Regions from separate parts of the Homo sapiens genome. Here region 1 is linked to region 2. A link is a loop called in an ENCODE intact Hi-C map of the cell type or tissue named here. Cell type or tissue: B cell. All regions are shown on one strand. Links, peaks and the distances in the headings refer to the core of each region. The heading gives the core; the rest is flanking DNA.

Region 1 (9,382 bases), core at 1-8,000, 310 kb before region 2:
GGCTAAATGGGAGAGGGTCTGGTATGTCCAGTCTCCATTGGGCTGGGCAGTCTTGTGCGCACTGCTGTGAGGCATGACAAGCTTCCCGTTCTTCCTCCACGTGATAGTCACTTCTGCTGGATAGAAGCCCCACACATAGCAGGCCAGCATCACAGGCTCCCTCGTGTTAAAAGGAGTGGTTTTGGCTACTTGCACAGATGGTGGCCCTGCATAGGAGAAAAAAACATGTTTAGGAAGGAGGGTGACATTCTGGCTGCTTCCTCAACCTGGTTTCTTCCCTATCGCAACTCTTCGTAGATTTTGCAACCCACTTTCCACCCCAGCCCCCTCTGCCATGCTGCCCCTTGAAGGGGAACCGTTAGAATGTATTCCTGCATTACTCTTTCTTCTCTCCCATTCCTTCATTGCCCCTTTCTTTCTTTCCTCCTCCAGAATTATGTTTGATTACAATTAGTAAAAGCCAGATCTGAACTGCAAGCTGTTCTAGAAGTTGTTGTATTTATTTCAAGTACATAAACTGGAAAGTATTTGAAATAAGGAAGCTAAGAGTAATCCAGAGTTGTACATTGGGTTTTTTTAAGGTGGAAAAGGAATTTTTCTCCAAATCTTGTTTAATACGTTCTTTTGCTAGTTAAAGCTTTTTCTCCTCACATAGTTCAAGGAAACAAGCCTAACTTAGGACTCACTCTTAAATTTGGAATGAATGTAGTCAAACTAATGAGATTGCTAATACTGCCATCTTTTACTAATTTACTCTCCTAGGTGATCCTCTTGCTTGCCTCTATCTTGACATTTTTCAAACACAATCTTAAATAAAAATCCAAGGAATTATGTTAAAATGCAGATTTCCTAGGCTGTATCCCCAGATACTTTCTTTCAACAGATCTGGAGTGGTACTAAGGGGCTTGCATCTTTAACAAGCACCTCCTCCAGGCAATTCTGAGAAAGGTGGTTCAGAAACCACCCTTGAGACACACTGTTCTGTACTGTGGAGATCTTCAAGTTTACTTTCACAAACTTCAAGCCATTGTCAATGCAAGAGTTTAAGGGTGAGAAAAAGCATGTGTCAGAATCCCCTGGGATTCCAAATATTCCCATGCCTGGGCCCACATCAGATCTGGAACATCAAAATCTGGGATAACAAGGCAAGAACATCTTGGGTATGCATCCTGAGATGCCCCAGCCTCTGCATAAGCTCCCCACATGGCACCTCGCGGTTCAAGCCTCACCTCCCCTTCTTTACTCCTGTTCCACTCACGTCAGCCACCTTGTTCCCCTTGAGGTTCAATCCTCCGTCTTTCTACATTTCAGATCCACACATTTTCTCTTATTTGCTGCTCAAATCTCAAACCCCTGGGCCACTGTGGGATCCTCCCTGGCCTGCCCTCCTAACTGCACTTCCTGGTAGCCCCTCTGCACCCCTCTCTCCTCACGTGTCCTGTTGGTCAGTGATCCCCAGAAGGGCTGGGTGTGTGTGGCACAATTCTGAAGCCCATTGCGCAAGCGCTGCATCAGGGTGTCTTTTTGGTTGAGGTGCTGTGAGAGGACATTCGCCAAGCTATTCAGCACCCCAAATTCGCAAGGGGCCATCTTATTCTCCTCTGGATCCCAGCAGGTCAGCAGATCCTTGTTGAAGGAGATGCAGTATGTGAAATCCTTTGGAGTCCCAGCATCATCCAACAGACAGGTGCTTTCCACATGGGCCACGAAGCCACCTAGAGGAGCCAGGGAAGGGAGAACAGGTCAATGTCTTCTACTGGCCTGGCAATAAATAAATAAATATATAAATAATAAATATACACAAATAATAAATATATAAAACATACAGACGTATATTTAGGAGCTCTGCACAGAGCTTTGTCTTTGACCCTGGTTCCTGACATAGAGTGCCTAATCGCTTAGAATTTCCTAGATAACAGGAGTGTCTTTTGTTCTAATGAGGTACTCTTGGTGGGCTCCTGCAGGAGGGGCTGGTCACCAGAAAGACCAAGTCATGATTAGAAGTCTGGAACTTTTAGTCCCATCCCCCATACTCCCTGAAGGGGAAGGGGCTGGAGATTGAGTTAATAATCAGTCATGCCTACATGATGAAGCCTCCATAAAAATCCCGGAACTATGGAGTTCAGAGAACTTCTCAGTTGGTAAACACATCCACATGCCAGGAGGTGAAGTACCCCAATTCTGTGGGGACAGAGCTCCTGTGATTGGGACCCTTCCAGATCTGGTATCTCTTCATCTGGATGTTCCTTTGTATGCTTTAAAATATCCTTTGTTAAAGGATGCAAAATTATGATCTAGTGTTCTATACCACTGTGGGATGACTGTCATTAACAATAATACTTTATATCATTTCAAATCGCTAGAAGAAGGATATGGAATGTTTCCAACACAAAGAAATGATAAATGAGATGATGATCTGATCTGATCACTGTACATTACATGTACTAAAACATCATTATCCACCCCATGAATATTTATAATTATTATTATCAATTAAAATATCCTTTGTAAAAAATCTACAATAATAAGTAAACTTTTCCTGAGTTCCATAAGCCACTTTAGCAAATTACCAACCCCAAGGAGGGGGTCATGGGAACCTCTGATTTGTAGGCAAGTTGGACAGAAGATGTGGGTAATTTGGGAACCTACTACTTGTGATTGGTGTCTGAAATGGAGGCAGTCTTATGGGACTGAGTCTTTAACCTTTGGTGTCTATGTTAACTCTAGTTAATGTCACAATGGAATTGAATTATAGGATATCCAGCTAATATAGGAGAATTGGTTGGTATGAGTAAAAAAAAAAAAAAAACCTCACACAGTTGGTCAAAGAAGTGTTGAGTGTGAGCATATAGAAGAAAAAAAGTTGATTTTTCCTATATTCAGCTCAGAACCTAAGCCTTGGTGACATCCAGCTAGTCTGGCACAGATTTCCTGCTCAGGGAACATCTACTGACCAAGCTCATACACTGAAGTTTCTGAAAGTCTGATTTGAGGGAGTCAGTAGAAGTAGTAGATAAGTTTTTAGATCCAGTCTCCTCTTTATGCAAGACTAAGCACAGGGATAGGAGTAGCCCCCCGAGATTATTTGCATGTTTAAACATGACAATTTGCCCAGAACACAGACCTTCAGTAAGGCAAATTATTGAGAGAGAAAAAGGGTCAAGAGAAAGAGTCAGCCTTGTATTGTGCTGGAAATATTAAATATTCACTTCGCACATATTTATGAAGCACTTGCTGCATGCAAGGCACTGTGCTAGGAGCTGAGGAGGCAGCAATAAATAAGATGAACATTGTCCTTGCCTATATTCCAGCAGGGAATATACACTGCACAGATAATTATACAGATTAATTACATTAAAATTGCTACAAAGTACAAAGTGCTATAGGAATGTATACCAGGGAGACAAACTATCTGGGGTGTCAAATGCAATTACAAAACGGAACACCCTTACCCTGAAACAGGAGCAGGGGAAGGGAGAGTCCCCAGAAGAAGTGTCCTTACCTGCTCCTGTGCAGCCCAGGCTGAGCCCCAGCAGCAGCGGCAGGAATGTGATCATGCTCTGCTCTGTAAAGATGCCGGGAGTTCAGTCCCCTGGACCAGCTCTTCCAGGGTCCGTGGGTCCTCGCCTGTCCCAGAAGCCCCAGCCTGGGTAGATGATCTCCAGACACTGAGCAGAATACTATATTGCCCGGGTCCCTTGACCCCCCAAATGAGTGATGTGGGGATACCCAGCCCCTAGATATTAAATCTGTTCCTTCCAGCTCACGGGAGTCCAGTGTCCCAAACAGGGACAGATTGGCTAGGTAGGCAGGGACAAATGTAGAGACAAATCACTGAGTGCCTCAGCCTAGCATCATCAGTTACTAGGTAAACGTCATCCTGCCTTAGTCTTAGACAACAGGTCTCCTTGTCTCTCTTAATTCTTTTTCTGCAGAACAACCAGTAGATTTCCGTAGATTACTGGAGAGAATAATCGCAATATTCCCAGGATGTATGCAGCCTGGGCTGCCCACTGGTTTAACTTTTTCTTCTCAATGCTCTCCCAAAAGACCAGGACCAGATAACCTCTCCTATTCCTTACAGGGAGGTTACCCAAGAAGATAATTACAAAAACCCTTGTCTGTCCTGAGATGAGAGGACCCAGAGCCCTTCTGGGGCAGGTGGCAGAGGCAGGGCTGCTGAGAAGGAAGAAGGCACAGACAGAGTACAGAATTGTCTGGTCTCAAAGCAAGACTGCAGAATAAGGGAAGCAGCGCCACCATGGAGATCAGGAATAGGGGCCTGGAAAATCCCTCCATGGGCCTCCATTGTTGCTTCTGTTCTAGCCAGTCAAGCTTCATTTCCTCCTCAGTTATAATAGCTGCTTTCCGGAGCTAGTAAACCATATCCTCCTACACTCTGAGCAATCTCACGGGGTAGACCGCAGGTTAACACCTCTCAGACTCCTTGAAAAATAGCTGGTGACGGGTCAGTGCCCAGAGCTCACCTGCCTTTCGCCAAACTCTAAACACCCCTGTGTGTTTCCCCTACTATACCCTGTTCCCTGGGGGCAGGTCCCTGCATTATGAAGCCACTAGGAAAATGAGATAAAGCTTTCCTACTTTTCTTCCCCTGAAAAGACAGATTTTGTTTTTTATTTTTTGAGAATACCAAGTAAGATTTTATTTTTTATTTATTTTAAATTATTTTAACCTTTGTTTTAGGTTCAAGGGTACACATGCAGGTTTGTTATATAGGTAAATTGTGTGTCATCGGGATTTGGCGTAAAAATTTATTTCATCACCCAGGTAATAAGTATAGTATCTGATAGGTAGTGTTTTGATCCTCTCCCTCCTCCCATCCTCCACCCTCAAGTAGGGCCCAGTGTCTATTATTCCCTTTTTTGTGTCCATGTGTACTCAATGTTTAGCTCCCACTTATAAAAGTGAGAACATGCAGTATTTCATTTTCTGCTCCTGTGTTAGTTTGCCTAGGATAACAGCCCCCAGCTCCATCCATGATGCTGCAAAAGACGTGATCTCGTCCTTTTTTGTCTGTGGAGTATTCCATGGTGTATATGTACCACATTTTCTTTATACAGTCTACTGTTGGTGGGCATTTAGGCTGATTCCATGTCTTTGCTATTATGAATACTGCTGCAGTGAGCATTCATGTGCATGTGTCCTTATGGTAGAACAATGTATACTCCTTTGGGTATATGCCTAATAATGGGATTCCTGGGACGAATGGTAGCTCTGTTTTAAGGTTCTTGAGAAATTGCCAAACTGCTTTCCTCAATGGCTGAACTAATTTATGTTCCCACCAGCAGTGTATAAGCCTTCCGTTTTCTCTGCAACCTCTCCAACATTTGTTATTTTTTGACTTTTTAATAATAGCCATTCTGACTGGTGTGAGACGGTATCTCATTATGATTTTGATTTGCATTTTTCTAATCATTAGTAATGTTGAACATTTTTTCATATGCTTCTTGGTCACGTGTGTGTCTTGAAAAGGCAGATTTTATGTATTTGCGTATTTATTTTTTTCACAGGTTTTTTTTTTGAAAGTCTCACTCTGTCGCCTAGGCTGGAGTACAGTGGGATAATCTCGGCTCACTGCAATCTTCGCCTCCTGGGTTCAAATGACTCTCATGCCTCAGCCACTTGAGTAGCTGGGGTTACAGTCATGTGCCACCACTCCTGGTTAGTTTTTGTCTTTTTTTTTTTTTTGGTAGAGACAGGGTTTCATCATGTTGGCCAGGCTGTTCTTGAACTCCTGACCTCAAGTGATCCACCCACCTCAGCCTCCTAAAGTGCTAGGATTACAGGCATGAGCCATCGTGCCTGGCCTGAAAAAGCAGATTTTAAACGGCAATTCATTCTTCTATCCCATTGTGAACTATACAGTTGATGGATTTTCCATCACTAACTTGAAACTCTAAATTGGCTTCCTTCTGCTCCCCAGTAGGTTTCAGGGCTGCCTCTTCACATCTTAGTTTCTGAGAACTCTTGGATTTTATTAAATAGTGAGCTAAACAAAAGAGGATTGTGGAAGGGGCCCCTTGACACCACACTTACCTGCCCTCCCTCAAAGTCCCTGATCTCAGGAAAATCTAACACCTATGAAGAAAATGGGGATAAAAAATGCATACAAAGATTATTACCAAAAACGAAAGATTCGTTGTGTAACTAATTGAGATTAACTGAAGCTCTGCCATAGCTCCCAGCCACTGCCCCCACTCACCTTGCTTATATACTCTAACTCTGCTAACGAACTGTCAAGTGTGTTGGAATGGGCAGAATATGGGGTGGGGAGTGCATAATCTGTAGAGCTTCTACAGATACAGTGCTAGGTAGGTCCTTTCTATAATATCTCATCTCATCTTAAAAGACTTGTTGGCCGGGCATGGTGGCTCACGCTTGTAATCCCAGCACTTTGGGAGGCTGAGGAAGGCATATCACCTGAGGTCAGGAGTTTGAGACCAGCCTGGCAAACATGGTGAAACCCCGTCTCTACAAAAAATACAAAAATTAGCTGGGTGTGGTGGCGCGTGCCTGTAATCCCAGCTACTCTGGAGGCTGAGGCAGGAGAATCGATTGAACCTGGGAGGTGGAGGTTGCAGTGAGCCGAGATCGTGCCACTGCACTCCAGCCTGGGTGACAGAATGAGACTGTCTCAAAAAAAAAAAAAAAAAAAAAAAACTTGTTAATTGTCCTCATTTCCCAGGTTGGAAAACAGGTCCAAAGATTCACACCCAAGGTCTAAAGGCTGTAACTCCTCTTCTTATACAGCTGTTACACATGCACATGTGTACACACACACACACATACACACTCTCTTGAGCATGCCCACACACTCACTACATCTTGGAACTGGGATGGCTCAAATAAAGGGAGTTAGTGAGGCCTCCGCTGAGAAAGAGAGAAAGAGAAGAGTCACAATCCATAACCCAATTCACCCAAGTCTTATCTTTCCTGTCCTCAGAGTTCCTTCTGCTCTGAGAACCACCGTCCCTTCCACTTTCTCTTTTGACAAGTTTCAAAACTGAATTTTCCCCCACACCCCCCCAATACATTTCCCCCTCACATTCCTCCCCATCCTGCCCAGGTAAGCTGTTAGCCTAACCTTATAGGAACCAAGTCCTGGGATCCTTTTCAATGTCTACAAAGCCTAGCCCTGGCAAGGGAGCACTGGCTGTGTGGTCCTGTGCCAGCACTGAACATGGCCCTAGCCAGTAACAGTGGGGCTGAATGTAGTTCCCTCTTATGTCTAGATCTCTGCTCCGGCAGTCAAAGGAGATGTGAAACCTTCTGTGAGGCCACAACAGGAAATGGTAGGAGAGGATTTCACTTCTCTATTAATTCAAACACTGAGGGAGCTTTTTAGAATAAAGAAGGACAGAAAACCCAGACACCTGTGCTCAGCAGTGTTTTCCTTCCTCTCCTCCTCCCAACCCTTCCATTTTTACAGATATAGCTCTGTCTTTCCACCTCTAGCCAATTCAAAATAACATTTCAGTTGCTCTGTCCATTGTTACTTATTTGTTAATTATTGATATAGCACCGGGACCGAAGAGGTATGGAGCCCCAACCAGGTTCCCACATGTTGCCTTTCTTTTATTGCCTCTACACAACCACCCAAAGAGTGAGTCCTCTCCTTTCCCATTGCCTCTGCCCTTAGCCTGACCACCACATGCCTGCAGTAAACTAGTCCCAGGGTTTGTGTGCAAAGCATTACTGGGAAAATACAGAGTGAGAAGATATGGATTCTGCCCCCATATCGCTTTGCTTGTACGTCAATTGGGGAGTGAGAACAAACACTTTAAATAGTTTATATTAAAGTAAGTAAGCAATAAGGCCAGTGGTCTTAAAAGAGAAGAGAGAAATCACCATGGACATGGTAGACAGGGAGTACTCTCAGTCGAGAGGGCCTGGAATGAGCCTTGAATACTGGGCTGGATTTGTGTTGGAGAGGAGGAAGGCAGTTGGCATTGTAGGTCTGGTGTATAGCTCCACAAGCTTGACAATGCTGTGAGGTGCCATCAGGGAGGAGGTGTCCTACGAGAGCCTGGGTTAGCTAAAACAAAGACAAGCTACAATAACGTCACTGGCACTGCACGTTGGAGGAAGTCACAAATGTGATTTCTTGTTTTTTTCTGAGAGTATGGCCATAATAATAAATCTCTTCTAGGCACTTCCTAAAGTTGCTCCATGTCAGTTCGCAGGTTCTTGGGGCAGACGGTTTTAACTGAAGTCTCCATTTTATAAACACAAAATTGCTCAACCAGTTAATCACGCCTCATAGCATAAGACCACATTCGTGACTTCAGTGTCTTTTCAAAACTACACACACCTACATCCTGCCAAGATTATATTACTTGCCCAATCTGTCCAATCCCCACCCCACCCCTGCCATCTACCCCTTACCTCACCTCCGCCCACACACACACCCTCCTACCCTGTCAGGATTCACTGCTCTAGACCCTGACCTTTGGATTATAGTTTCTGTAGTCAGTTCACCATCCTTCCAACCTACAGTCAAATTATTTGAACTACTAGGGATAGTCTATCTGATTTGCCACAACTATTTTTCCTTTTTTAATTTTATTTTTTGCCACCACAACTATTGAAGAATGCTATCTTCATCTTACCCACGAGAAAATGGAGGCAGAGGGAGGTTAAGTGGTTGCCCAGATTTACCCAGATACTAAGTAATAAAACCATTACTTGAACTCAGGATTTATTACTTTAAATCCTGTATTGCCAATAATCAATTGGAAAATAACTGAAAATTGCCTACTATTTATAATAACAATAAAAACCATAGCATATTTATGAATTAACATATCAAATATAAGAATTTTAAGAAAAAAGAAAACTTTATTGAAGTGCACAAAGACCTGAGAGGTGTAGAGATATACCATATTCATGGATAGGCCATGCTAACATAATGACAACCTCTCCCCACATCTCTAACCTAAATGCTACCCCAATTAAAGTAACAGTAGGATTTCAGGAGAATTTAACAAACTGATTATAGAATGTACATGGAAATAAAGTCCAAGAGTATCTTAGAATATTTTGATAAAGAAAAGGAAAATAAATTTTTTGGGAAGGTGGTGAAGGAATGGAGACTAGTTCTACTAAATAGTAACACATATTAAAAAGCCAAAATAATCAAACAATATGATACTGATTAGTAATGAGAGAAAAGCAAATTAAAACAACAAAATACCACTCTACACCCACCATGTTGCCAACATTTGAAAGTCAAATAATTACAAGCATTAGTGAGCATAAAGGGAAATGTGAACTATCTTGCTCTGTTGATGGGAGTGTAAACTGTTTATGATCCCTGAATTATAGAAATTATAAACTAGTTGGGCGAAAAAATTAACATAGG
Region 2 (12,992 bases), core at 2,372-10,371:
CACTGCACTCCAGCCTGGGCCAAAGAGTCAGACTCCATCTCAAAAAAAAAAAAAAAAAAAAAGTTGGTTTTAGAATTATTTTTAAATTCTCCACAGACAATACACCTTCTTATTACCTGCACCTGGAACAACCATCCCCACTCCCTGCCCATGGTAAGCTGCAGCCTGTGTGTCCTATGTGGGTAAACAGTCCAGCTCTACCAGATTGTAAATGGGGTTGGGGGGTCGGGGTAGAGGGCATGGCGAGTAAGGATTATTTTTCGCATAATAACAGTTTTATGCAGCATGGTTTTGTACAAGAGAAGTGTTTTCTAAATATTTGGCAAATAAATGAATAATTGAATTTGAGTAATAATGAAGAAAATATAAGCAGGAATTTTACAAGAAGACCTTTAGTTTAAACAAGAAGAAAGCAAGCCAGGCACGGTGGCTCATGCCTGTAATCCCAGCACTTTGGGAGGCTGAGGTGGGTGGATCACCTGATGTCAGGAGTTCAAGACCAGCCTGGCCAACATGGTGAAACCCCATCTCTACTAAATATACAAAAAAATAGCTGGGCATGGTGGTGGATGCCTGCAATCCCACCTACTTGGGAGGCTGAGGCAGGAGAATCACTTGAACCCGGGAGGCAGAGGTTGCAGTGAGCCAAGATTGTGCCACTGCACTCCAGCCTGGGTGACAGGGCAAGACTCCGTCTCAAAAAAAAAAAAAAAAAAAGAAGAAGAAGAAGGCATTCCTAATTACCCTGGTTGTAAGATAATACAAAACAGGAAATGACAGCATCATTAGAGATTTAAGGTTTCTTAACTTTTTACGTCTAGGACAGGTTTTGGAAGTCTGGTGAAGTCTGTGGAGTGTCAGAATAATCTTCAACTGCATAAAGTAAAATAAATGGGATTACAAAGGAAAACAATCATATTGAAGTACAGTTGTCAAAATGAAACAAAATGTGTAAGAAGAAGATCTAGTGGTGAGTCTAACCACTACCACTAACTACAAAGTAACCGTGAGCATACATGACATTTTGAAATTTCTGCAACTACTGGAAGATGACACAAATGTGTAAATTCTATTAACAACAGTCACATGTACTACAAATACCGGTGTAGGTTTATTGCCTACATTTATCATTGGAGAAAATGCTAAATTTCAGTTAGAGATTAGTGAAAATGAAATGTAATTTTCTCCTATTTTTGTTTGCCCTTTGGGATCCTGGATGAAGAGCCCTGCATTACACTGGGCACAGTGGCTCATGCCTGCAATCCCAGCTACTAAGGAGGCTGAGGTAGGAGGATCGCTGGAGCCTAGGAAGTTGAGGCTACAGTGAGCCGTGATCGTGCCACTCACTGCACTCCAGCCTCGGCAATAGAGCGAAACCCAGAAAGAAGAAAGAAAAGAAAAGAGAGAGAGAAGGAAGGAAGGAGAAAGAAAGAGAAGAAAGAAGAAAGGAGGGAGGGAGGGAAGGAGGGAGGAAGGAAGGAAGGAAAGAAGGAAAGAAGGAAGGAAGGAAAGAAGGAAAGAAGGAAAGAAAAGAATGAAAGGCCAGGCACGGCAGCTTACTCCTGTAATCCCAGCACTTTGGGAGGCCAAGGCAGGTGGATCACCTGAGGTTGGGAGTTTGAGACGAGCCTGACCAACAAGGAGAAACCCCATCTCTACTAAAAATACAAAATTAGCTGGGCATGGTGGCACATGCCTGTAATCCCAGCTACTCGGGAGGCTGAGGCACGAGAATTGCTTGGCCCAGGGAGGTGGCAGTTGTGGTGAGCTGAGATCGTGCCGTTGCACTCTAGCCTGGGCAACAAGAGTGAAACTCCGTCTCAAAAAAAAAAAGAAAGAAAGAAAAGAAAAGAAAAGAAAGAAAGAAAGAAAGAAAGAAAGAAAGAAAGAAAGAAAGAAAGAAAGAAAGAAGAAAGAAAGAAAGAAAGAAAGAAAGAAGGAAAATAGCTCTGCATGAGAGCCAGTGATGTCTCAGAGTGGGAAGGAAGCCAGGTCAACATGTTGCCCCTACCAACAAGCCCTTAGGTTGACAGGAGGTGCCTCTCCCAGCTTTACATTCAGAGCCAACCTCCCCAGGAGGCTCTTTTCCATCCTAAGCCTTGTTTCAGGGATCAGGGAGTGGCAACTCTCCACATGCCTGCATGCTTCCATCTGAACCAATGTTGAAGGCTCTTCTACTATTCAAAGCCCCTAAGGATGTAACATTTGGAGAAAATATGCTAAAAAGACCTGGTACTCAGAGACAATTTTCTCCAAATGTTTGAATGGGAGCATCAAATGAGTCCCCAGCCTTGAAGGTTGGGTTGGTCTGGGGAGGAAAACTAATTGTCCTTTCAGCTCAGCTATATCATCAGTCCCAAGGCAGACGTTCAGAAGATTCTTTTCTAGTTCATAGGGAAAATGACACTTAATCCTATGAGAGCCCCAAAGGCAGAGGACATGGGATGTGGTATCAGGAACCTGGAAGACATGCTTTTGCAATGGGGTACACAGCACTTAAGTGAGGGAAACCACCAGGAAGTGGCACTGGCCCTGGAATTCCCTTCATGTCACACAGGGACAGAGAGGAAACTAACATTTTCTAAGGACTTATTCCATACCAGGGGCTGCACATTCTGTGTCTTATATCTATTACAAACTGTTTCTTCATAAGGCAGGTGATTTGTTTTTCTTTTCTTCTTTTCTTTCTTTTTTTTTTTTTTTTTTGAGACAGGGTCTCCCTCTGTCACCTGGGCTGGAGTCTAGTGGTGCCATCTCGGCTCACTGCAACCTCTGCCTCCCCAAGCAATCCTCCTGCCTCTCAGCCTCCGGAGTAGCTGGGATTACTGGCATGCACCACCACACCCAGCTAATTTTTGTATTTTTGGTAGAGACAGAGTTTCGCCATGTTGCTCAGGCTAGTCTCGAACTCCTGTGCTCAAGTGATCTGCCCACCTCAGCCTCCCAAAGTGCTAGGATTACAGGCGTGGACCACCATGCCCTGCCTGTTTTGTGATCTGCCCGCCTCGGCCTCCCAAAGTGCTGGGATTACAGGCATGAGCCACCACGCCTGGCTAGTGCCTGTATGTGTGTATGTGTGTGTGTATGTATGTATATATATATATATATATATATATATATATATATATATATATATATATATTTTTTTTTTTTTTTTTTTTTTTTTTTTTTGAGACAGAATCTTGCTCTTTTGCCCAGACTGGAGTGAAATGGTGTGATCTTGGCTCACTGCCAACTTCTGCCCCCTGAGTTCAAGCAATTCTCCTGCCTCAGCCTCCCAAGTAGTTGGGATTACAGGCACCTGCCACCATGCCTGGCTAATTTTTGTATTTTTAGTAGGGACAGGGTTTTGCCATGTTGGCCAGGCTGGTCTCAAATTCCTGACCTCAGGTGATCCACCTGCCTCAGCCTCCCAAGTAGTTGGGATTACAGGCGCCTGCCACCATGCCTGGCTAATTTTTTTATTTTTAGTAGAGACACGGTTTTGCCATGTTGGCCAGGCTGGTCTCAAATTCCTGACCTCAGGTGATCCACCTGCCTCAGCCTCCCAAAGTGTTAGGATTACAGGCGTGAGCCACCGCACCCAGCCTTTTCATATATATATATATATATATATACTTTTTTTTTTGAGACAGAGTTTCGCTCTTGTTGCCCAGGCTGGAGTGCAATGGCGCAATCTTGGCTCACCACAACCTCCTCTGGGTTAGGGCAATTCTCCTGCCTCAGCCTCTCGAGTAGCTGAGATTACAGGTATGTGCCACCATGCCTAGCTGATTTTTTATATTTTTAGTAGAGATGGGGTTTCTCCATGTTGGTCAGGCTGGTCTTGAACTCCAAAACCGCAGGTGATCCGCCCACCTCAGCCTCCCAAAGTGCTGGGATTACAGGCGTGAGCCACCGCGCAGGGCCTCTTTTCATATATTTTTAACTAAATTAATAAAACAGCTGGGGCAGTGGCTCATGCCTGTAATTCCAACACTTTGGGAGGCCGAGGTAGGAGATCACTTGAGCTCAGGAGTTCAAGACCAGCCTGGGCAACATGGTGAAACCTCGTTTACCAAAAAATACAAAAATTAGCCAGGTGTGGTGGCACATGACTGTAGTCCCAGCTATCCCAGAGGCTGAGGTGGGAGGATTGCTTAAATCCATGAGGTCGAGGCTGCAGTAAACTGTGATCATGCCACTGCATTCCAGCCTGGGTAACTGAGCAAGACTCTGTCTCAAAAAACTAAAAACTAGGCAGGCGTGGTGGCTCATGCCTGTAATCCCAGCACTTTGGGAGGCCGAGGCAGGCAGATCACATGAGGCCAGGAGTTTGAGACCAGCCCAGCCAACATGGCAAACATGTATTTCAGTGTCTACTGAAAATACAAAAATTAGCTGGATGTGGTGGTGCGTGCCAGTAATCCCAGCTACTCAGTAGGCTAAGCCAGGGGAATCGCTTGAACCCGGGAGGCAGAGGTTGCAGTGAGCCGAGATGGTGCCTCTGCACTCCAGCCTGGGCAACAGAGCGAGACCCTGTCTCAAAAACACAAACAAATAAAGAAAACTCCAAAAAACTGAAAAGTAAATAAATAAATAAAACAAAACAAAATGTGGAAGCAATAGCAAAGGCTTGACCTTGCTCCAAAATCACAGGTTTTTTTTAAGCTGTGTTCTTATAAACTTCCAAATGAGATGAAGATAAACTTCTGCTGAGAGGGGCATGGTCATGACTTACAGTTTGGGCAGGACAAAGTATTTTCCATCACACACACACACACACACACACACACACACACACACACACTCACCTTCACACATACGGTGTTATTTCTACTAAGTTGTACTTGATTCTTCTCCAGTGGCTCTGTCTGGAGTTTATTTAATGTTACTAGTTTGCCAATGAATAGACTAAGACAATAAGCAATTTTGCTTTTATTTCTTTATTTTAAAAAACTGCTTGTTAGTCTTATGAGAAAACAAAGTGAAGAATAAAGGTAACTACTGCATGTACCACAGTAGCGAGAGAAAAAAGAGTGTCAATTAATCTAATTGATAGTCAGAGGATTGCATGGCTATTAGTGATGGAGTCGGGATTTGGGCACGTGTACATTTGTTGGATTTTGCAGCCTGGCATCTATATCCCATTTGTCTGGTGGCAAGATCCCATTTTTGCGTTGGGGCCATTATCCTCCAACATTGGGTAGTCTATGGTACTATTCCTCAAGGGACCCTCCCCTTCCTCAGATGAGTGTGAGCACCTGACCCACCCTAAGCCTATTGGAGTTCTCTCTTTTTGATCCAAAGTAGAAGCACTGACCATTGGTGTCTGCTGCCTGGATGCTGGAACTATCCTGGCTTCTGTCCTTTCCAAAGACCGCCTGTTCAGCTTTTCCTTCAGTTCTGTAAATATTTTTTCAATAATTTACTATTACTTATTAATCTGTTGCTTCTCTACAACCGGCTGCCTCCTCAGCTCCATGACTCCCAGCCTGGAGTCATAGAACAAAAGCTGAATGTGGGCACAGAAGGTTCAGCCACTGAGTGCCTATATGGTTTTGAACTCATTATTTGAAATTCAAGCTCATTACCTGAAACAGGAAGAACACCTCCTCATAAGGCTGGTATGTGAATTCAATTAGATGAAATATGTGCTCTCCGAGATCAAGGACTTTGATTTAGTCTCTGCTGAATCCGCAGTGCCTATCACAGAACACAGAGAAGAGCTTCAATAAATGTGTTGGTTTAATGACAACTGCTTCTGAAAACACTTTGTTAACGCTAGTACGTAACATGAATAGCTGTGTCCATTATGTCCAGGGTGAAGTCAGCCAATTTCGATTCTCCTCTCCTTAAAGTTTTGTCTTGCTTTCTCTTTCTTTCCTTGAATCTTCACACTAAATCTACTTTGTTTTTTAATTTTTTAAAAAGAGATAGGGTCTCACTCTGTCACCCAGGCTGGAGTGCAGTAGTGCAATCATAGCTCACTGCAATCTCTAACTCCTGTTCTCAAGCAATCCTCCTGCCTCAGCCTCACAACTAGCTGGGACCACAGGCATGGGCCACCATGCTTGGCTTTTTGCTTTTTTTTTTTTTTTTTTTTGGTAGAGATGGGTCTCCCTATGTTGCCCAGGCTAGTCTCAAACTCCTGTGCTCAAGATCCTCTGGCCTCTGCCTTCCAAAAGGATTACAGGCATGAGTCACCACCCTGGGCCTCTGACTACTTTATTTTAAAGCCCAGCCAATTTATATCTTTTTATTATTATTATTATTATTATTTTTGAGACAGAGTCTCACTGTCACCCAGGCTGGAGTGCAGTGGCCATCTCGGCTCATTACAACCTCCGCCTCCCAGGTTCAAGCGACTCTCCTGACTCAGCCACCCTAGTAGCTGGGATTATAGGCAGGCACCACCACGCCAGGCTAATTTTTGTATTTTTAGTAGAGATGGGTTTTCGCCATATTGGCCAGGCTGGTCTAGAACTCCTGGCCTTAAGGGATCTTCCCGCCTCGGCTTCCCAAAGTTCTGGGATCCCAGGTGTCAGCCACCTCGCCAGGCTGCTTGATATCTTAAAATCAGAAAAGCCACCCATCTTAAGTGGAGGGTGGGTGGGTCCATATTTACAGGAATGGAAGAAAGGAGGATGTTCCCTCTCTTTTGTCCACGTTCAGCAGCTCTGAAATTAATGCCAAGGCGAGCAAACGCCCGCCCCCCACCCCCTGCCGCCCTCGCCTTATGCCGAGACTTTGCTGTTGAACACGAAGTAAACGTTTCCCAGAAAGCCCAGTTTAAGAAACAATTCAGGGCGAGGTGAGGGCACAAAGGTAGAGAAATAAGGGGAAATGATATTTCTTTAAAGAACAGAGATCCCTGAATAGCACCGGGGGCCGTTACAGCCCATGAGGACATCTCCGAGTCCTTCTATATGACACTAGGGACCCCCGTGCCATATACAGACACTGTTCTCAGAGATTAGGAGGGGGAAAGAGGATATTGCCACAGTTCTGTCCTTCGAAATGACTCCAGATGCTTCTGAGTCTGTGAGGCCCCTGTGTCCGTCATCAGCAAAACAAGTGAGGGAGAAGTTTGAGGAGTGATGACCCTAGCAGTTATGGGTTTAAGCCTGGGAATCTTAAGCCACAGAGCAGAGGATTTGGGGGCTGAAGAAAAAGACCCTCCGCAGCTTCAGCGCGAAGAGGGCGGCGGGGACCGGGGTGGTGGGGGTGGAACCTCGCCGCCTTCCGAAGCAGGAGTAAGCTGCAGAGGCTGCGCGGGGGTTTGAGCGGAGCGAGAACAGCTCCTTCCCTTGATCATGCTGCCCTCCGGAGGTCAGTTTAGGTATCGCCGCTCCCTTTCACGCTGTTTTGTCTCTTCACCGTCTGTTCTGGATCATCCTGTCCAGAGAGACCGTTGGGTCAGAGGGTTCCTGTGGACCCCTGGGGCGAGCTTAATGTCCCCGAAAACTGCGTGCTCCAGTATCACTTGAATGCCCACCGGGTTCCGGAATCACGAGTCTCCAGAGCTGTCCCTTCGCCCCACGGCTCACATTCCAGGTCTGCCCCTCAGTGACTTCTGCAACAACACGCGCTTCTCGATCAGCTCTGAGGATTTGGGTTCTGCGACGGACAGGGGAAGGAAAGAAGGAAGGCTGTGAAGAACCGTGGTGCCTGCCTGCACAGCCCTCCTCGCGTGCGAGCATTAGTTGGCTAAAGTCGCCTGTCTCGACAGTCTCCCCTGCGGGGTATCTGGGGACCCTTTCTTTGGGAATCCACGCTCTTTGTCAGAGTAGCCAATGCCTCTCCTGTCCAAAATCTCATACCCTTGGCCCTTCTCCCGTCCTCGCGCTGAGGCTGGAGTCAGGTCAAATGTCAGAACATCTGGATGTCCCAAGAGTGACACCTGGGAGTGGGTGGGCAAGAAACCAGTAGCGGGAAGGGAAAGTGGAGGAGCAGAGGATTCCCGGGGCCGGCGTCTGGGGTGAGCTCGCGGCCCCTCAGAGCCTGGCACATCGCCGCCTGGCATCCGGCAGGCGTGAGGGAACGCATAGCGCAGCGAGTCAGGCGGGGTAAACCCGGAGCAACGCGGAGGCGGTGATCTGGGCAAGGGCGAGGTCAGTTAAGGACGCAGTTCTGGCCCCGCCCTCAAGGCACGCCTGGCCAATCAGGAATCGCTGATTCACCAAGCCTCTCCTCCTGCGCTCGCCCTCTTCTGCACTTCGGTCTCAGGCGCAAACACGTTCAAAGTCGCTAGGCCAAAGCGCTGAGATACGGTTTCCCAAGCCAATTAGAGAGCGGCTCTCGGATATGGGGCGGAACCCTGAAAAGGCGAGAGCTGAGATGCCGCTCCGTTCTGCCTTACCACGCCGCCCCCCAGCGTCCGCCAATTAGGAGAGCCCGGAGCCGGATCCACTCTCAGCCTCAGGAAGCAGCAGCCTCCGCTCCGCGGCGGGTGTGCTCGGCAGTCACAGACCCACTCAGGACACCTCCCGTTGCCGACGGGCTAGACCTGCATCCGAAGGGCCTAAGCGGGGAGGAACCGCTTTCCACCACTCTCCAGGGACCTGGGGAGGGAATGTTTAGGCCGTAGGGGTGGAGGACACAGGAAACGTAACATTTTTCCTTAACTGCGCCTCTCTTCTTAGGCCTTAAAGGGGTCCCCGTGTCTCTCCAGTCTAGAGCCTAAGTTCAAACGAGGCGTATAGGCGAGGACAGCAGGAAGGCTCCAAGTCAAACAAACGGATGGTACGAATTTCGCCTGGTCTAGCCCTGCCCCAACGGTGTGGGTGTGGGTTGGGTGCTGCAGCCCCCGAGCAAGGGGCTGTCACAGCCACAACCAGAGGAGCTATGGAGCTGCTACGGAGGAGGGATTCCAGAGTCAGCTTGGGCTTGTCCCAAGGGAGCCCTTGGGACAGTGTCTGGGGCTGCGCGGCCTGGTTCTCATCCCTTGCAGCATCTGCTATTTTAGCCAGGGGCCACCTTCCTCCAATGGCCTGGGAGTAGCTAGAGGTTAGAGGTTACACCCACCAGAAGGGATGTAAGCCCAGGAAGTAGTCAGAAAGGAAAGGTCATTCTAGAGATGGGGCCACCTGAAAAACCTTCAGGAGGAAGGAGAAAGGAAATGGGATAAGTGTCATGTCATACTAAATATTTATTTTCTGCAGACTGACTTCGGAGTAATTCTTGAGCCAGGAGGGGAGAGGTTAGTGTTCAAATTGCTGAGATCTTAGGTCAAAAAGCTACAGAAAAGAAATCACTTTGAAAAACACAATGACTCAGAGGCAGTCACCCCTTGCCAGCAATTCCAAGAGCTGAGGAGGCTTCATGCCTCAGGACATGGTGACTAGTTGAGTGAACCAGAGATTGAGGCAGTGGTTTTTACAGGGGAAGAAACAAGCCTTGGGTGTATGGGAGCAGGAAAGGAGGGTGACAGACTGGAGAAATGATAAAGGCCATTTTGGAAGCCCACAGGGAAGTGGTCTTGGGAAACCTGAAGACACTGGGATATTCAGAAGGCCAAGGGGATCCAGCTTATCCTGTTGGGCAAGGTGCTGGGAGTGAAGGCAGGTAAGCCATGTCAAGGGCCTGGGAAGCAAGGGGAAAACTGGAAGGGGTACCCCAGGTGAAGAAGGGTATGGAATGGGGTGCAGAAGTCCATGGAGATGACCGGCAGATCTCAGGGCGGTTTCTGGCACATCAGAAGTTGGGCTTATGCTTCTTGAGCTCCACCATAAGGTGGTGAATGTTGATGAGCTCAGCCCGGGCAGGGAGGGCTCGGAGCTGCGGCTGGGACAGCACCCGGTGGAAGCGATGATAGAGCTGGATCAGCTGGGTCAGCGCTCCCTGGTCAAAGAAAGTCATTGAGGGATCAAACCGTAAAATGGTGCTAATAGTGATGATTAAGAATCAGGTTAGGCGGCCAGGCGCAGTGGCTCACACTTGTAATCCCAGCACTGTGGGAGGCCATGGCGGGCAGATCACGAGGTCAGGAATTCGAGACCAGCCTGGCCAACACAGTGAAACCCCATCTCTACTACAAATACGAAAATTAGCTGGTTGTGGTGGCAGGCACCTGTAATCCCAGCTACTTGGGAGGCTGAGGCAGGAAAATCACTTGAACCTGGGAGGCAGAGGTTGCAGTGAGCCGAGACTGTGCCACTGCACTCCAGCCTGGACAACAGAGCTAGACTCTGTCTCAAAAAAAAAACAAAACAAACAAAAAAAAAAGAATCAGGTTAGGGCTCATACAGAACTTTGGGCACAGCTAGTAACTGAAGACCAAGGGTCACTTAGATGATGCTGAGCCCAGCAAAAAGATGGGGAAAATAATTAATGATGGGGGATCTGAGTGGGGCCTGGGACTTGCAGGTCACCTGAATGATACTGGTGCCATTTCTGAAGTTGGTGAAACTCCGCATTACATCCTGACTCAGAGATTCCACTGATGATTTCCAGGAACTACCAAAGCCACGGATCAGCTGAGTTACCCGGGCTAATAGCAGGAGGAAACAGTGTCAGAGAGGGATCTGGCTGATCTTCAACTCCACTAAGTTCTCCCCAAGGTATAGCCATCCTTATCATCAAACCCTCTTTTCTGGTATTCTCTCAATCCAGTCTTTCATACTCTATTCCCCCACCATGTAATCTGCATCCTTTCATTTTTCTTTTCCACTTCCCTTACCACTGATCCCATCATTACCATATTTTCCTCATACCTTCTTCCCCTCGAAGTCGCTCAGCCTGTCCACGCTCAATCAAAGCCTCAGCCTCCTTCACAAATGCCACTAAACCCCCAAAAGGGGGAGACAGCAACTCTTCAATGAATTCCTGGAAAGACACAAACACATATACACAGGTGTCCTGGTGTCAGCAGATTTGCCCAATTCTGGCATCATGACTAATGTAGATCCATCTGAATGGCATCTTTCAGCTGCTGCAAAAGTTAAGGAAAATCCTCTATGGAGAAAAATATCCTCAATCCTAATTTTGGCCCATACAGTTCCCCTGGTTAAGATCAAACAATGAACTCAAAGATCACTAGACACAAAAGAAGGGCAGCTACCAAGAGAGTCAGCAGACACAATAAGCAATAGCTGCTGACCTTAAGAACTATCCGATACGGATAGCAGTTGTACTGTGTGCAATGTCTAAAGTTAAGGATAGGCCGGGCACAGTGGCTCACGCCTGTAATCCCAGCACTTTGGGAGGCTGAGGTGGGCAGATCACCTGAGGTCAGGAGTTCAAGACCAGCCTGGCCAACATGATGAAACCCCATCTCTACTAAAAATACAAAAATTAGCTGGGCATGATGGTGGATGCCTATAATCCCAGCTACTCGGGAGACTGAGGCAAGAGAATCACTTGAACTTGGGAGGCGGAGGTTGCAGTGAGCAGAGATCATGCCACTGCACTCCAGCCTGGATGACAGAGCAAGACTCCGTCTCAAAAAAAAAAAAAAAAAAAAAGGATGTAAAAATGACCAATTAGTAAGAACTATGAGGAATGAACAGACTTGAAAAAAGGAAATTTTTTTAGATATGAAAAGCCAGTTTTAGAAAGTCAACAGATTAACAAGAATTATACAATGAATTAGAATTTATAACTGAAGAAAGGACTCAGAATGTAGCACAGACAGAAGATGGAAAATTTTGAGATAGTAGGAGATACAGAAATCTAATTAATGTATCTAGGCACTGAAATTGATGGCTACTAACATCACAAAGAGAGCCAAGAAGACATTATGTGCTTCCTGATGGAAATACATACCACTACCTCTCAAATATCCCTGTAGAAAAAAAAAAACTAATTTAAATCTGACCAAGCCTTTCCATCTAATTACACACTTATGAGAAATACACCAGACAGAGGAAGTTTGGCCACACCATGGAATGCAGTCAGCAAAATCTAAACTGTACATCATTCTAGATGACAAATGACTCAATAACTCAGTTTCTTCCAAAAATAAATTGCAGAGGAGATGGAAGGGAAATCTATAGACTAAAAAAAGACACATATATGGACTTTATATGGATCCTGATTTGAACCATAAAAATCATTTATGAAGGCCAGGCACAGTGGCTCATGCCTGTAATCCCAGCATTTTGGGAGGCTGAGGCGGGTAGATCACCTGAGGTCAGGAGTTTGAGACCAGCCTGGCCAACATGGTGAAATCCTGTCTCTACTAAAAATACAAAAATTAGCTGGGCGTGGTGGTGGGTGTCTATAATCCCAGCTACTCAGGAGACTGAGGCAGGAGAATTGCTTGAACCCGGGAGGCAGATGTTGGAGTGTGCCAAGATCGGGCCATTGCACTCCAGCCTGGAGGCAACAAGAGTGAAACTGTGTCTCAAAAAAAAAAAAAAAAAAATCACTTATGAAATAACTGGGAAAATCTGAATAGTTATTTTAGATAAGATAATTTTTTTAAGTGTGATAATGTATTGTAGTTTTTAAAACCATCTGTTACCAGGTGTGGTGGCACACACCTGTAGTCCCAGTTACTTAGGAGGCTGAGGTGGGAGGATCACTTGAGCCCAGGAGTTCGAGGCTGCAGGGAGTTATATCATGCTACTACACTCCAGCCTGGGCACTACAGCAAGGCCCTATCTCAAAAATAATTTTCTTAATAAAAATAACATTCTGATACAGATGAAGTGATAATATTCATCTGTATATGTATAAGATTTAATTCAAAGTAACTGGGGGACACAGAAGGAGGATAAGCAATAGGTGTTGGTATAGATGAAACAAAACTGTCCGTGAACTGCTATACACCGAATATCACTGATGATGCCTGGGGGTTCACTATGCTTTTCTAATAGCATAGTGAAATTTCCCATAATAAAATGTTAATTTTTGTTTAATGTAAAAGGGAGATTCAAACAAAAAAACTCATAAAAGCAAACAACCCAGACAGAAAGATCTGGTAAGAAGAAAGTGAAATTATTATTCCATTTAAAAATAAATTATTAATACTAAAATTAGCCAGGTGTGGTGGTGCATGCCTGTAACCC

What was found. A loop is a pair of places that touch in the nucleus more often than their neighbours do. Peaks named below come from ENCODE experiments on the same cell type or tissue, not always from the same donor. Only the 100,000 strongest peaks of a DNase experiment are listed, where the experiment ranks them.
Region 1: it touches region 2 in a loop (3-fold over the local background); 5 of 110 quality-filtered maps call a loop at or near these places.

The regions. Positions count from the first base shown.
Region 1 is chr6:32,937,251-32,946,632 of GRCh38, forward strand. HLA-DMB (major histocompatibility complex, class II, DM beta) reads right to left here and starts at 3,778. Exons shown (of 6, transcript NM_002118.5): 1 at 3,503-3,778; 2 at 1,434-1,715; 3 at 1-206. The coding sequence starts at 3,557. In B cell, for the core only: no CTCF peak of the experiment used is centred there; DNase peaks (open chromatin) are centred at 3,871, 4,371 and 7,261; H3K4me3 peaks cover 7,558 bases; H3K27ac peaks cover 8,000 bases.
Region 2 is chr6:33,241,166-33,254,157 of GRCh38, forward strand. It overlaps VPS52 (VPS52 subunit of GARP complex), which reads right to left. Exons shown (of 20, transcript NM_022553.6): 18 at 10,695-10,806; 19 at 10,353-10,471; 20 at 9,113-9,822. The coding sequence ends at 9,676. It overlaps HCG25 (HLA complex group 25), which reads left to right and starts at 8,371. Exons shown (of 5, transcript NR_044997.1): 1 at 8,371-8,490; 2 at 8,625-8,724; 3 at 9,451-9,546; 4 at 10,348-10,541. LOC105375022 (a long non-coding RNA gene) reads right to left here and starts at 5,708. Exons shown (of 2, transcript NR_187834.1): 1 at 5,574-5,708; 2 at 4,910-5,385. In B cell, for the core only: CTCF peaks have their summits at 7,301 (motif pointing left) and 7,502; DNase peaks (open chromatin) are centred at 7,306, 8,216 and 9,496; H3K4me3 peaks cover 2,345 bases; H3K27ac peaks cover 1,675 bases; H3K27me3 peaks cover 353 bases.